2 separate regions of the Homo sapiens genome follow, and region 1 is linked to region 2. Evidence: read pairs that join two places in POLR2A ChIA-PET (ENCODE). Cell type or tissue: endothelial cell of umbilical vein. All regions are shown on one strand.

Region 1 (5,000 bases), 52 kb after region 2:
CCAGTTTCCAATCTTATTTACTCTGGGATAGTGCATAATTTTGCCTTTTGTTTTTTTTTGAAATGGAGTCTTGCTCTTGTTTCCTAGGCTGGAGTGCAATGGCACGATTTTGGCTCACTGCAACATCCCCGCCTCCTGGGTTCAAATAGTTCCCCTCCTGGGTTCAGGCTACCTCCTAAGTAGCTGGCATTACAAGCGCCTGCCACCACACTTGGGTAATTTTTGTATTTTTAGTAGAGATGAGGTTTCACCATGTTGGCCAGGCTGGTCTCGAACTCCTGATCTCAGGTGATCTACCCGCCTTGGCCTCCCAAAGTGCTGTGATTACAGATGTGAGCCACCGCACCCGGCCAATTTTGCCCTTTTAACTGGACAATATTTTTCTACCATAGACCCACATTTTCAGAAAAGATCCAACATTTATGATACATGGGCATTTTTTCCTCTTCTATTCTTTATCTAAATATTGAGTTTCATGGGGATTATTTGGAAATTATCTAATGCAAATTTGAGAGTTTTTGCCTTTTTATGTATGTGAACTTTTTTGAAACTAAGTTCAAGTGTTTGGGGGCCTTTGAGATCATCTTGTCCAGATAGTTTTCAGACTACATCCTATAGTGCCATTTGGTGCTGTGGATGTATCTAACATAACCCGTGGCTGGTCCAGCCTTTTCCCACTTTAGCCTTGGGCAACTTGCTCTTTTATATATGTTATATATTGTGGTGTTTGGTAAACTATTCGATAAGAAGAGTTCCATGCTTAAAAAAAAATTGGACAACTTCTGATTTACTATAACCACCAGATTTAACATATGAAAAAACTGGATTTTGTTCTAACTTCCTCCAGTAATATTCCTATTTTCTTTATTGCCTTTTTTTTTCTCTATTATCCCATTTTGGACTAATTACAGATTATATGAGCAAAAAATCTGTGAACTAAATGTATGTAATCCGATTGGGGAACATATTAGTTCTTCATTGAAATTAAACATTATTAAGTAGCAATCAAACACGAAACTTTCCTTTATTAGTTTTTTTTTTTTTAATTGTTTTTTAACCTAAATAGGTGTCTTTCATTACAACTTCCCCAAGTAGATGAGGGACAGATGAAAATAAAATACTTAGGAAAATTATAAAGGAAAATCCTAAATTTTAAATGAAGCACTCATCATTCTATGCCATCTTAGTAAGTTAATAAGCTGTAACACTAACCAGAGTTAAAACTTTTTTTGTAAAATTGAGTTATTGGTAATTGGTTCTGCAGTAATCTAGTTCACAGGCAGTCAGGACTAGTTGTGGAAGAACCATATTTTAGTCTATCTGGATTTGATGTTAATTTTTTGAGTGCCTAAAGAAAAATAATGAAATCTTCTCTGAGGACCTGTAATCTAGTTCACAGGCAGTCAGGACTAGTTGTGGAAGAACCATATTTTAGTCTATCTGGATTTGATGTTAATTTTTTGAGTGCCTAAAGAAAAATAATGAAATCTTCTCTGAGGACCTGGTGTTAAGAGATAGTAAAGTTACTGGCCTACCCATTTTACACTCATATCACAGTTCTTTTTATGGCAGGCTAGGGGAGGGTATGGTTGGTGCTTCCCAAACTCAGTTATGTTTTCGATTTGTCTTCCTTGAGGGAGCAAACTAAATATTTTGATTAAGGTGTTTTGCTGGACTAAAGATTGATAGGGATACTAGATTAATATATATAGCAGATTTTATTCATGAACCCCATTAAACCTCAAGATAACTTTTTTTTTTGGGGGGCCAGGTGCGGTGGCTCATGCCTGTAATCCCAGCACTTTAGGAGGCTGAGGTGGGTGGCTCACCTGAGGTCAGGAGTTCGAGACTAGCCTGACCAACATGGTGAAACCCCGTCTCTACTTAAAATACAAAAAATTAGCTGGGTGTGGTGGCGCATGCTTATAATCCCAACTACTTACTTGGGAGGCTGAGACAGGAGAATTGCTTGAACCCAGGTGGCGGAGGTTGCGGCGAGCCGAGGTTGCACCATTGCACTCCAGCCTGGACAACAAGAGTGAAACTCTATCTGAAAAAGAAAAACAAAATTCTTTTTGAAGAATTTTGTACCAAGATACTATCAGAATTCTGTAAGAGCCAGAAACTCAACCCCTAAGAATTTAGTTCAAATGGAAACTCTTAATATAGGAAAAAGAAGGTCTATTAGATATACTTTGATTTCCACATCTGTCTTCTTCTAAGCTCCTGAATCTTTTAGTTATATTCTGATTATTTTAATTATAGATTTGAAATACTGAAGGGAGGTAGGGGAAGGCCTGGTGGTGAGGGATAAATGGTTAATGGGATATAAAAGATTATCATTGCTAGATATCAGAATAAAACAGAAGGCCTGTGAAAAGCTAAGTTTCTGGGACGTGGAAGTAGTCTGCTCAGAATTCTTCACTGTTAAAGGTATATGTAGTTACATGTTCCATCAGTAATATGTAACATAGGTGGACTGTACTTAATGAAAGAAGATAATACCTTTTTTGCATGTAGTTCAGCAATTACACTATTTTATCTGCAATACATCATCTTTTATCAGTAATAATGTAGTTAACTGGGAAATTCATATGTGGATATGATCAATATAACTATTCAACTAAAAAAGCATGGAAAGAATGTAGTTTTTAGAGAGTGTTATCAGCCCTATCACATGCAGTTGTCATTCATGGATACCAAAAGATATGTAGTCTTTTCCATAAATCTCATTGCTGGCTTTTTTTTTTTTTGAGAAGGGACTTGCTCTGCTACCCAGGCAGGAGTGCAGTGGTGCAGTCATAGCTCACTGCAGCCTTGATCTCCTGGGCTCAAGTGATCCTCCCATCTCAGCTACCCAAGTAGCTAGGAGTGCAGGCATGCACCTCCACACCCAGCTAATTAAATTTTTTTTTTTTTTTTTTTTTTGTAGAGATGAGGTCTCACTATGTTGCCCAGGCTGGTCTCAAACTTCTGAGCTCAGGTGATCCTCCCACCCCGACCTCCCAAAATGCTAGGGTTTCAGACGTGAGCCACCTTGCCTGGCTTCCATTTCTGGTTCTGATCAGAGCGAGAGGCTGCATTATACTTAAAACCAGAATTCAGCAATTGGTGATGCCTTTGCTGTACACTGTGAGCATTAGCATTCTTTGCAATGGCTTTTTGTGTTTGTGTGTGTGGGGGGGAGTTCCATGATATTTCTAACGGTAATGATGCTGTTGTTCTAGACATCTAACTTCTATGTTTTCTCCTATACCACATTTCAAAGATAAGGAGGGCAGTATGATCTTGCATACGTGCCAGCTAAATGTCATTTGTGTTAGAAATTGAATTCTAGTCTCATATCTTTCTCTTTTTATAGTTTCTATTTTTATTTTTCTCCTAATTATTGGTATAACAACAGCAACAAATAAAAATGAGAAATAATTGGTTAAAGTTTTTAAGGAATCACTTGTAACTCCCTCCCCCGCCCCGCCAAGTTCTTATCTAGGCTTTGTATACCACGATATATAAATTTAGCTCTAGCTGGGCATGGTGGCTCATGCCTGTAATCCCAGCACTTTGGGATGCTGAGGCAGGCAGATCACCTGAGGTCAGGAGTTTGAGAACAGCCTGGCCAACATGGTGAAACCCTGTCCCTATTAAAACTACAAAAATTAGCCAGGTGTGGTGGTCGGCACCTGTAATTCCAGCTACTCAGGAGGCTGGGGCAGGAGAAGTGCTTGAACCCAGGAGGCGGAGGTTGCAGTGAGCCAGGATCCCGCCACTGCACTCCAGTGTGGGCGACAGAGTGAGAGTCTGTCTCAAAAAAAAAAAAAAAAAATTTTTGGCTGTGATCAAAGGATGGATACAATCTAAATACAAATTTTAAAATGCAGAATTCTAAAGTACAAAATTTTATTCATTAATTTATTTTTGAGGCGGAGTTTCGTTCCTGTTGCCCAGGCTGGAGTGCAATGGCACGATCTCGGCTCACTGCAACTGCTGCCTCCTGGGTTCAAGCGATTCTCTTGCTTCAGCCTCCCGAGTAGCTGGGATTACAGGCGCCCATGACCACACCTGGCTAATTTTTGTATTTTTAGTAGATATGGGGTTTCATCATGTTGGCGAGGCTGGTCTTCAACTCCTGACCTCAGGTGATCCGCTTGCCTCAGCCTCCCAAAGTGGTGGGATTACAGGCGTGAGCCACCGCGCCCAGCCCAAAATTTTAAAACATTAACATAGTATAAACGGTTGTGATTTTTTTTTGGCTGTCTGTATGTTTAAATAACATATTAACCAATTTTCATTGATAATAGCTTTGTAACACTACATTTATTTGTAGACTTGAATTTTCTCTCAATTTTATTTTTTACTACTATAAAAAGTGTGTTCCTCTTTTTTCTCTCTGTTCTTCCCTTAGGATAAATTTCCACAAGGGGATCACCATCCTTCTGTTTTGTTACAGTGCTAGGATTTCATAGGCCTCAATCTTGGCATGGCAAATGGACGAAGTATAAAGACTGAGCCAGGGCTGCTTTAAACTTGTCTTAGATTATGATGTTAGCAGGTTTAATAGCATGTTGCCAGTTCAGAAATGAGAGAGGGGAGGGTACAGAATGTTTCCATTGTTCTCTGCTATAAGGTTCCACAAGAATCATTCAAATGGAAACACTTGTCACCTATAGAACCCCATTCTCAAGTGGCATTTACTCATCGATTCCATCAATCCATCAAATAGTTAACATGTATGTATTGCACTACCAACCACTGTGTTAGCCTCTGGGAATAGCCTTAGGGAAAGACATAGCCTTTGTCCTTACCTTCTTGTGGTGGTGGCACCTTAGTGGCATTGGTCCATAGATTGCTGGCTCTGTTTCAGGGGGCTTTTTGATAATTTTAATGTTAAGTTTCCCTCAAAATCTAGTAGATGATCAATTCTTTGCCTTTGATATCTGGATTATATTTTGTCAATGCTACGTTGAAGCTTGAGTGATTGCAGTGATTTTGAATTATGTTTG
Region 2 (5,000 bases):
TTTTTGAGACAGAGTCTTGCTCTGTCACCCAGGCTGGAGTGCAGTGGCACAATCTCGGCTCACTGCTGTCTCTTCCTCCTGGGTTCAAGCAATTGTCCTGCTTCAGCCTCCCCAGTAGCTGGGTTCACAGGCACGCCCCGCCACACCCAGCTAATTTTTTTTGTCATTGTTTGTTTGTTTTTGAGACAGAGTTTTGCTCTTGTTGCCCAGGCTGTAGTGTAATGGTGCAATTTTGGCTCACTGCAACCTCCACCTCTGGGGTTCAAGTGATTCTTCTGCCTCAGTCTCCCAAGTAGCTGGGGTTACAGGCATGTGCCACCACGCCCAACTAATTTTTTGTATTTAGTAGAGACGGGGTTTCACCATGTTGGTGAGGCTGGTCTCGAACTCCTAACCTCAGGTGATCCAACCAACTCAGCTTTGCAAAGTGCTGGCATTACAGGCATGAGCCACCATGCCCTGCCATGTATAATAACTGCATACTAATAACACCCCGAGGGCCAGGTATAGTTTGATCTTCAGTTTCCTCTCTGGATTTGTGTGACTTTGGAATAAGCTATATAACTTACCTTCTTTTCTTTTCTTTTTTTTTCTTTTCTCTTCTCTTTTTTTTTTTTTTTTTTTGAGACAGGGTCTTGCTCTGTCACCCAGGCTGAGTGCAGTGGCACAATCACAGCTCACTGCAGCCTTGGCAAACAGACAAATTTCATATCTGTTTACTTCATTTGCTCCTCCTGCAATTCCCAAGGATTGGCAGGTAGGGCAGATATACTTGATAGGGAAATTCAGGCTCATCAACTCTTAGTGACTTGCCCAAGACCTAAAGCTAGAGTGAGAGGACTAGATTCCTTCTTTAACTCTTCAGCTGTGCTGCCTTAGTTAAGACCTTAGGTATGTCCTTGTGCTCATTTTTCTCACCAGCCAGGGGATCTGCTTTTCTACTTACAGATTGTTGCCAATGCCAAAGGCGCTGTGACTGGGGCAAAAGATGCTGTGACGACTACTGTGACTGGGGCCAAGGATTCTGTGGCCAGCACGATCACAGGGGTGATGGACAAGACCAAAGGGGCAGTGACTGGCAGTGTGGAGAAGACCAAGTCTGTGGTCAGTGGCAGCATTAACACAGTCTTGGGGAGTCGGATGATGCAGCTCGTGAGCAGTGGCGTAGAAAATGCACTCACCAAATCAGAGCTGTTGGTAGAACAGTACCTCCCTCTCACTGAGGAAGAACTAGGTAACTGGAATTTTATCTTGAAATACTGTTTTATATTAAATCTTTCTTAAACAGCTTCATTGACATATACTCTCATCTTGAGTCTAAATTTACACAGTTGTGCAAGCATCACTGCAATCCAGTTTCAGAACACTTCTGCTACCCCAAAAGATCCTCATGCCTGTTTGCAGTCAGTCCTTTTTAATTTAATTTAATTTTATAGAGATGGGATCTCACTATGTTGCCCAGGCTGATCTCGAACTCCTGGGCTCAAACGATCCACCTGCCTTGACCTCCCAAAGTTCTGGGATTACAGATGTGAGCAACCACTAATCTTTTTGCCTCTATAGATTTTCCTTCCTAAAGCAATCATAAAGTTCACATTGAATCGTACGTAGTAAGTTTTGAAACCTTAGCAAAAATTGGCCTTGAAAAATATTTTCTGTAAATGGATAGTCTTTAATGGATTGCTTTATAAAATCCTCCTTACAAAGAATCATCATTAGGTAATGTGTGCCAGGTACCATGCCGCTCAAGTTCACTCTAGGCTGGGAGCAATGGTGCATGCATGCCTACAATCCCAGCACTTTGGGAGGCTAAGACAGGCAGATCGCTTGAGTTCAGGAGTTTGAGATTAGCCTGGGCAACATGGCGAAACCCTAAAAAACACAAAAATTAGCTGGGCATGGTGGCTTGTTCCTAGAGTCCTAGCTACTCGGGAGGCTGAGGTGAGAGGATCAGTTGAGCTCGGGAGGTTGAGGCTGCAGTGAGCCAAAATTGTGCCACTGTACTCCAGCCTGGGCAACAAAGCAAGACCTGTTTCCAAAAAAAAAAAAGCAGTTTACTCTAGTGGGAGAAACGTGTAGATGCATGCAGTGTGTATCAGATACAGTAATATGTTCAGGGTAGTCAAGTCCAGCAGCAGACGTGAGCAGTCTTGGAAAAATGACTGCATGATTGCTAAGTGATTGGGTAGAAGTAAGAAAGTCAAGACCCAGGTTAGAGTCCAGGCCTTATCACTTGTCACTGTGATCCCTTAAGTTTTTTTGTCTCTTATTTCTAACTTCAGAAAAAGAAGCAAAAAAAGTTGAAGGATTTGATCTGGTTCAGAAGCCAAGTTATTATGTTAGACTGGGATCCCTGTCTACCAAGCTTCACTCCCGTGCCTACCAGCAGGCTCTCAGCAGGGTTAAAGAAGCTAAGCAAAAAAGCCAACAGACCATTTCTCAGCTCCATTCTACTGTTCACCTGGTGAGTAAAACTTTATTTTAAGGTGTCTGAAGTGGGTTCATTTATCTCTAGGCCCAAGAATTAAATGTAATCACAAAATCCAAGAATTTCATTCTTAGTTGACAAACAACCCAATAGAAAACTGGACAAAGAATATGGAGACAGCTCACAGAAAAAGGAAGTATAACTAGTTGAAATATAGGAAGCAATGCTAATCTCGCTCTGAGGGGTCAAATACTGACATCTCTCTTGTCCTGCCACACGGGAAATGTGGCTGTTGGCAACGGTGTAGAGAAAGAACCACACTTGTGCAGCTCTTGCTCTAAGGGACTGATTCAAGAGACAGTTTTAGTAAAGTTACAAGCATACCTACACTTGGAGCTGTTTTACTTTTTATCTTACAGATGTGTATATTTGTTTAAAGTTGCAAGAGACTATAACAATGCACATCCACTAACAGGACTAATTAAATTGATATATCACAATAGACTACTGTGTAGCCATTAAAGGTTTCCAAGTTAAAGAACAGTATGTACCATTCTGTACTGCCATGAGAAAACCATTTCTTCTTAGAAGGGGAAATAGTGGTTGGCAACAGGGAAGAGGAAGGTCAAATTCCTTTCTGTTTTGTAATGCTAACTTATCCTTTACTCATGTACACATTAAATTTTAGTTGCTGGCTGGGCGTGGTGGCTCATGCCTATAATCCCAGCACTTTAGGAGGGCAAGGTGGTTGGATCACCTGAGGTCAGGAGTTCGAGACCAGTCTGGCCAACAAGGTGAAATCCTGTCTCTACTAAAAATACAAAAATTAGCTGGGCATGGTGGCGTATGCCTGTAATCCCAGCTACTCGGTAGGCTAAGGCACGAGAAGGAGGTTCAGTGAGCTGTGATCGCGCCACTGTACTTCAGCCTGGGTGACAGAGTGACACTCAAAAAAAATTTTTTGTAGTTTTTTAGTTGCTTTACCTGTGCTAAACTGGAAGTAAATGTGGAGTCAGTGATTTAATAGTTAAATAGAGGCAGTAAAGAGCTACTACTGCTTGGTTAATTTACACATATTGATAATAAATAATAATGATAGCAGGAATAGATCTTATTCAACTCCAGGAAATTCTTAGTTTTTATGTTGCCTGATTTACATCATACATCTGCAAACAGGCTAACGTGAATATCTGACTTGTGTGTTCCTTTGTCTTGTTTCAATGTGTCTAGATTGAATTTGCCAGGAAGAATGTGTATAGTGCCAATCAGAAAATTCAGGATGCTCAGGATAAGCTCTACCTCTCATGGGTAGAGTGGAAAAGGAGCATTGGATATGATGATACTGATGAGTCCCACTGTGCTGAGGTAAGATGACTGGGACGGTCATTTGTTGGTTGCTGAAGAAGTTCTTATCAGACTTTTCATTTCAATTTTTCCATACTATGTCTTAGAATACTCTTCTCTATCAAAAGGTTGAACAATACCATGTACATAGGTGGCTAGTTATGTGGCAGAAAAGCAAAACTAGGCAGCGAATAATTTTATCTAACAACCTATGAGTATACATATGCCCCAAGTGAGATACAACTAAATGAGAAACACAGGCCTTGCCCTCATAATGGGTACAGACTAACAGGGGATACAGCCAGCCATGCTGTCCTATTTTGTGCCTTTTTAATGCTCCTTGCAGAAGAGGGCTATCTCATAGGCAGTACACTCAGAGTAGCCAAGTCCGGTTGTTGTTTAACGGCATAAATACAGGTACTATTGGCTGGGCGCGATGGCTCACGCCTGTAATCCCAACACTTTGGGAGGCCGAGGCGGGTAGATCACGAGGTCAGGAGATCGAGACCATCCTGGCCAACATGGTGAAACCCTGTCTCTACTAAAAATACAAAAAATGAGCCAGGCATGGTGGCACGTGCCTGTAGTCCCAGCTACTCGGGCAGCTGAGGCAGGAGAATAGCTTGAACCTGGGAGGCAGAGGTTGCCATGAGCCGAGATCATGCTACTGCACTCCAGCCTGGGCAACAGAGTAAGACTCTGTCTCAAAAAAAAAAAAAAGAAAACATATGGGAAGACTATCTCAGGCAGCCTTGGAGTGGGGGTAGTTGAGTCACATTGCTTTCTGGAAGAGATGAATGGTAAGCTGAGAACTAATGGGTGAATAAACTAGGTGAAAGGGCAATAAGGTGACCAAGGTTCCAGAGGGAAGGCATAGCATCTTGGCTGGGTGCAATGGCTCACACCTGTAATCTCAGCATTTTGGGAGGCCAAGGCAGGCAGATCACTTGAGCCCAGGAATTCAGGACCAGCCTGGGCAACTGTGAAACCCCATCTCTACAAAAAATACAAAAATTAGCAGGGTGTGGTGGTGTGCACCTGTAGTCCTAGTTGCTCGAGAGGCTGAGGTGGGAGGATCACCTAAGCCCGAGAGGTCGGGTCCGCAGTGAGCCATGATTGTGCCAGTGCCCTCCAGCCTGGGCAACAGACTGAGACCCTGTCTCAGAAAGAAAGAAAGAAAAGAAAAGAAAGAAAGAAGAAAGAAAGAAAAAGGAAGGGAAGCAGGGAG

The links. Peaks named below come from ENCODE experiments on the same cell type or tissue, not always from the same donor. Only the 100,000 strongest peaks of a DNase experiment are listed, where the experiment ranks them.
Region 1: POLR2A ChIA-PET joins it to region 2 with 5 read pairs; 11 of 35 experiments call an interaction of 5 or more read pairs at or near these places.

The regions. Positions count from the first base shown.
Region 1 is chr9:19,064,759-19,069,758 of GRCh38, reverse strand. The region is part of intron 12 of HAUS6 (HAUS augmin like complex subunit 6); the gene reads left to right. Among named protein-coding and RNA genes, the nearest start is that of RRAGA, 18 kb to the right of the region's middle. In endothelial cell of umbilical vein, no CTCF peak of the experiment used is centred here; no DNase peak of the experiment used is centred here.
Region 2 is chr9:19,117,114-19,122,113 of GRCh38, reverse strand. It overlaps PLIN2 (perilipin 2), which reads left to right. Exons shown (of 8, transcript NM_001122.4): 5 at 949-1,234; 6 at 2,283-2,464; 7 at 3,659-3,793. Among named protein-coding and RNA genes, the nearest start is that of PLIN2, 7.9 kb to the left of the region's middle. In endothelial cell of umbilical vein, no CTCF peak of the experiment used is centred here; a DNase peak (open chromatin) is centred at 2,853; H3K27ac peaks cover 2,156 bases.